2 separate regions of the Homo sapiens genome follow, and region 1 is linked to region 2. A link is an interaction called in ENCODE POLR2A ChIA-PET data of the cell type or tissue named here. Cell type or tissue: HepG2. All regions are shown on one strand.

Region 1 (2,500 bases), 230 kb before region 2:
AGGTGGGAGGACTGCTTGAGCTCAGGAGTTCAAGGCCAGCTTGGGCAACATAGTGAGACTCCGTCTACATTAAGTCAATCAATCAAGGCAGGTACTTCCATTATCTAAATTTTGTCTTCCAACACATTTTAGGGGGGCTAATAAAGGATGCCAGTCTGTCCAGAAACTTGTATAGAAGGACTGAGTACTTCCTCATTCTGTATATGGCCACATGCAGTTAGCCCATTCCCTTCTTTAAAAAAATTTTTTTCTTTGTAGAGATGAGGTCTTACTATGTTGTCCAGACTGGTTTCAAACTCCTGGCCTCAAGTGATCCTTCCACCTTGGCCTCCCAAAGTCCTATGGTAACAGGTGTGAGCCATCATGCCAGGCCTACATTCCCCTCCTGATGAGTACTTTGGTTGTTTCCAAACGTTTCCTCCGAGAATAATGGCATAGTGAGTAACTTACAAGTGTGTGTTCCTAGAAGTGGAATAGTTGGGTCAAAAGGTATGCATATTTGTAATTTTGAAGAGATTGTCAAATTGTCCTCCAAAGAACTTATACAAATTTAAATTTCCACCAAGATATGAGAATAAATTTTCTGATAATTTTGTCCAGTTATCAAACTTTAATTTTTGCCATTCTGGCAAGTAAAAAATGGAATCTAAGGTAGTTTTAATTTGCATTTTTATTAGCATTAGGGAGGTTTTCTTTTCACATGTTCCAAAGCCCTTTGGGCCATGCACAGTGGTTCACATCTCTAATCCCAGCAACTCAGGAAGATTGCCTGAGGCCAGGAGTTTGAGACCAGCCTGGGCAGCATACCAAGGTCCTAGCTCTACAAAAAAAAAAAAAAAAATTGGCTGAGTGTGGTGACATGCACCTGTATGGTCCCAGCTACTCAAGAGGCTGAGGCAACAGGATTGCTTGAGCTCAGGAGTTTGAGGCTGCAGTGAGCTATGATTGCTTCACTGCACTCCAGCCTGGGTGATAGAGCAAGACTCCATCTCTAGTGGGGAGGAAAAAAGCCCTTTGTATTTTTTTCTATGGTGTATTTATTTGTATTATTATTTTTATTTTGAGACAGGGGTTCACTGTCACCCAGGCTGGAGTGCAGTGGCACAATCTTGGCTCACTGCAATCTCTGCCTCCTGGCCTCAAGCCATCCTCCCACTTCAGCCTCCCAAGTAGCTGTGACTTCAGGCGCACACCACCATGCCAGGTCAATTTTTTTGTTGTTGTTTTTTAGTTTTTAGTAGAGACAAGGTTTCACTATGTTGCCCAGTCTGGTCTCGAACTCCTGGGCTTAAGCAATCCGCTAACTTAGTCCTCCCTAAGTGCTGGGATTACAGGTATGAGCCACCATGCCCAGCCCAGCTATTTTTTTTTTTTTTTTGAGATGGAGTCTCACTCTGTTGCCCAGGCTGGAGTATAGTGGCTTGATCTTGGCTCACTGAAGCATCCACCTCCTGGGTTCAAGCAATTCTCCTGCCTCAGCCTCCCAAGTAGCTGGGATTACAGGTGCCTGCCACCACACCTGGCTATTTTTTGTACTTTTAGTAGAGACGGGGTTTCACCATGTTGGCCAGGCTGGTCTCGAACTCCTGACCTCAGGTGATCCACCTGCCTCAGCCTCCCAAAGTGCTGGGATTACAGGAGTGAGCCACCATGCCCGGCCAGCCCAACTATTCTTATTTGTTATGATATGATCTTTAGAAGTCTGTCTAAGACCTATGTAAATAGTTATTGGACAATGTTTTAAATATAGGTCAAACGTCATTAAAATATCATTGCAAATTAAGTAACTTGCATTTTTAAACTAATTATTGTGGAGAAACAGTATAACACCTTCAAAGTGTAAAATAATTTTATTATTGAAACTGCAATTTAAAAACTTGCAATTAGCTAAATAGAAGCCTATATACTCGTAATAACTAGCATTTTTGGCACTCGGGTACTGTGCTAGACGCATTTTTTTTTTTTTTTTCTTTTTAGACAGAGTCTTGCCCTTGCCCTATCATCCAGGCTGGAGTGCAGTGGCATGATCTCTGCTCACTGCAACCTCTGCCTGCTGGGTTCAAGTGATTCTCCCACCTCAGCCCCCTGAGAAGCTGGGATTACAGGCATGCATCACCACGCCTGGCTAATTTTTTGTATTTTTAGGAGAGATGGGGTTTCACCATGTTAGCCAGGATGGTCTCGATCTCCAGACCTCATGATCTGCCCACCATGGTCTCCCAAAGTGCTGGGATTATAGGCGTGAGCCACCGTGCCTGGCCTAGATGCTTTATACGAACTGATTCAAACCTCCTGCCACTAGAAGGTAGATACTTTTACTGTCCTCAGTTTGAGGGAATTAAGATGGTGAGAAATTGGGCCAAGCAAGGTGGCTCATGCCTGTCATACCAGTACTTAGGGAGGCCAAGGTGGGAGGATTACTTGAGGCCTAGAGTTCAAGACCAGCCTGGGCAAGAAAGCAAGACCTTATCTCTACAAAAAAATTTAAAAATCAGGAAAG
Region 2 (2,500 bases):
TTTTTTTTGAGACGGCGTCTCACTCTGTTGCCCAGGCTGGAGTGCAGTGGCACAATCTTGGCTCACTGCAACCTCTGCCTCCTGGCTTCAAGCGATTATCCTGCCTCAGCCTACTGAGTAGCTGGGATTACAGGCATGCGCCTCCACTCTCGACTAATTTTTATATTTTTTTTTTAGTAAAGATGGGGTTTCACCATGTTGGCCAGGCTGGTCTCGAACTCCTGACCTTGTGATCGGACTGCCTCCCAAAGTGCTGGGATTATAGGTGTGAGCCACCATGCGTGGCCGATAAGTTGATTTTCAGTTTTGGAAAAGTTTAGGATACATATTTACTGATGGGAAAATGGGGAGAGGTGATTCAGGTGTCTAGACTTCTTTCTTCCTTTTTTTTTTTTTTTTTTTTTTTTTTGGAGATGGAGTCTGGCTCTGTCGCCCAGACTGGAGGGCAGTGGTGTGATCTTGGCTCACTGCAACCTCTGAGATTACAGGCGTGCACCACTATGCCCGGCTAATTTTTGTATTTTTTTGTAGAGAGAGGTTTTTGCCATGTTGCCCAGGCTGGTCTCAAACTCCTGACCTCAGATGATCCACCCACTTTGGTCTCCCAAAGTGCTGGGATTACAGGCATGAGCCACACGCCTGAACTCTTCCATCTTTTGATTCTGTTGTCTTCAGTACATGCTTTCGAGGTTGCTGGGCTTGTCTCCATCAAGCCATCAGAAGGGCAAAGAGCATGGGGGATTGTACACAGTAGGTTCCTCTGGGCTAGGCCTAGAGTGGCACATGCCTCACACACTTATTCCACTGGCTAGAACTCAGTCACGTGATCATACTGAACTGTAGCGGGAGCTGGGAAATATGGTGTGAATCCAGGAAGAAAAAGAGGCCAGGCACGGTGGCTTACGCCTGTAATCCCAGCACTTTGGGAGGCCAAGGTTGGTGGATCGCTTGCACCCAGGAGTTCAAGACCAGCCTAGGCAACATGGTAAAACCCCATCTCTACAAAAAAAAAAAAAAAAAAAAAAAAAATTTGCCGGGTGTGGTGGTGTCTGCCTGTAGTCCCAGCTACTTGGGAGGCTGAGGTGGAAGGATGGCTGGAGTCTGGGAGGTCAAGGCTGCCATGAGCCATGAGTGCATCACTGCAGTTCAACCTGGGCAACAGGGCAAGACTCTGCCTCAAAAAAAAAAAAATAAACAACAACAAAAAAGTCTTGGTGAACAGCTAGCCACCCTCTCCCCCTCTCCATATGTATTCACTTCCATCCTGGCTTGGCTGTACTGCACTCTTGTTTCTGTGGAGAAAGCAGCTCAGTAGAGTCTGTTTCTTCACTCTTTCGGTTGAAGCCGTTTTACTGTGGCTCAAAAGAATTTTTTTTCTGCCTGTGAAATTAATTATACCTGTTCATTAAATAAAATTTCTATAGACCCAAGAAAACACAGATAAAAATTACCAGTGATTCCATTGAGATAATTGTTCTGAGTCCCTGTTACAGTTCCCTTCAATTTCAGAATTTTTAAGCACTTAGAAATAATAAAATGTCACTAATTCTTACTCTGTGCTGGCTTGCAAACTTCAAAACTCTTAAGAGGGAGGAAACAACAGCCTGGCCATTTTGCCTTTTCCTCACAAAGATACACAGGGCTATTCCGGAGCTGTCCCGAGGCTTTATTCTTCTGGCATTTTCAAAATGACTTAGACATCTTAATCTCCACTTCTCCTTAGTAAACAGGGTAAATATTGGGGCTGGTGAACTCAATAGTTTATTAGGATGGCAAGGGTAACATTTTAAGTTTATGATTTATTTTCTACTCAGTTATCAGGATTCTTTTTTCTTTCCTTTTTCTTTTTTTTTTTTTGAGATGGAGTCTTGCTCTATCGCCAGGCAGGAGTGCAGTGGCACGATCTCGGCTCACTGCAACCTCCACCTCCCAGGTTCAAGAGATTCTCCTGCCTCAGTCTCCCAAGTAGCTGGGACTACACGCACGCACCACCATGCCCAGCTAATTTTTGTATTAGTAGAGACGGGGTTTCACCATGTTGGCCAGGGTTGTCTCTATCTCTTGACCTCATGATCAGCCTGCCTTGGCCTCCCAAAGTACTGCGATTACAGGCGTGAGCCACCACGCCTGGCGGGGATGCTTAAATGTAGCCCAATCCTCCAGTAAAGAATACTAAGAAAAAGTGTTTGGAACCGAACCAAAATAAAAACTTGCGTACCAGAAGTTTGCAGGTAATACAGATATGCGTACATGACTGGTGTTCAGCTATTTAGGTGGACTTGCTTGTCTCTGCTTACCTGTGTTGCTGATGCTGGTCAGCAGTGGAGAAAACTGAGATTAGATGCTGCTAATCTCAGATGGGAGGATAATTTCTTAGGAGGAAGGACATTTCTTGAGTCATCAGCTCCAGATTCCTTTAAAGTGGTGAGGCTTCAGCCCAGAGGGCGACTAACATGAGAATTCCTGTTTGTGAGGTCATTGTCATGACCTCATAGCCAGG

Evidence for each region. ChIA-PET counts read pairs that join two places held together with the same protein. Peaks named below come from ENCODE experiments on the same cell type or tissue, not always from the same donor. Only the 100,000 strongest peaks of a DNase experiment are listed, where the experiment ranks them.
Region 1: POLR2A ChIA-PET joins it to region 2 with 5 read pairs; 2 of 35 experiments call an interaction of 5 or more read pairs at or near these places.

What each region holds. Positions count from the first base shown.
Region 1 is chr12:122,627,516-122,630,015 of GRCh38, reverse strand. No RefSeq gene overlaps it. Among named protein-coding and RNA genes, the nearest start is that of MIR9902-1, 67 kb to the left of the region's middle. In HepG2, no CTCF peak of the experiment used is centred here; no DNase peak of the experiment used is centred here.
Region 2 is chr12:122,395,463-122,397,962 of GRCh38, reverse strand. The region is part of intron 1 of CLIP1 (CAP-Gly domain containing linker protein 1); the gene reads left to right. It overlaps CLIP1-AS1 (CLIP1 antisense RNA 1), which reads right to left and starts at 2,421. Exons shown (of 3, transcript NR_045382.1): 1 at 2,298-2,421; 2 at 1,258-1,380. In HepG2, no CTCF peak of the experiment used is centred here; no DNase peak of the experiment used is centred here.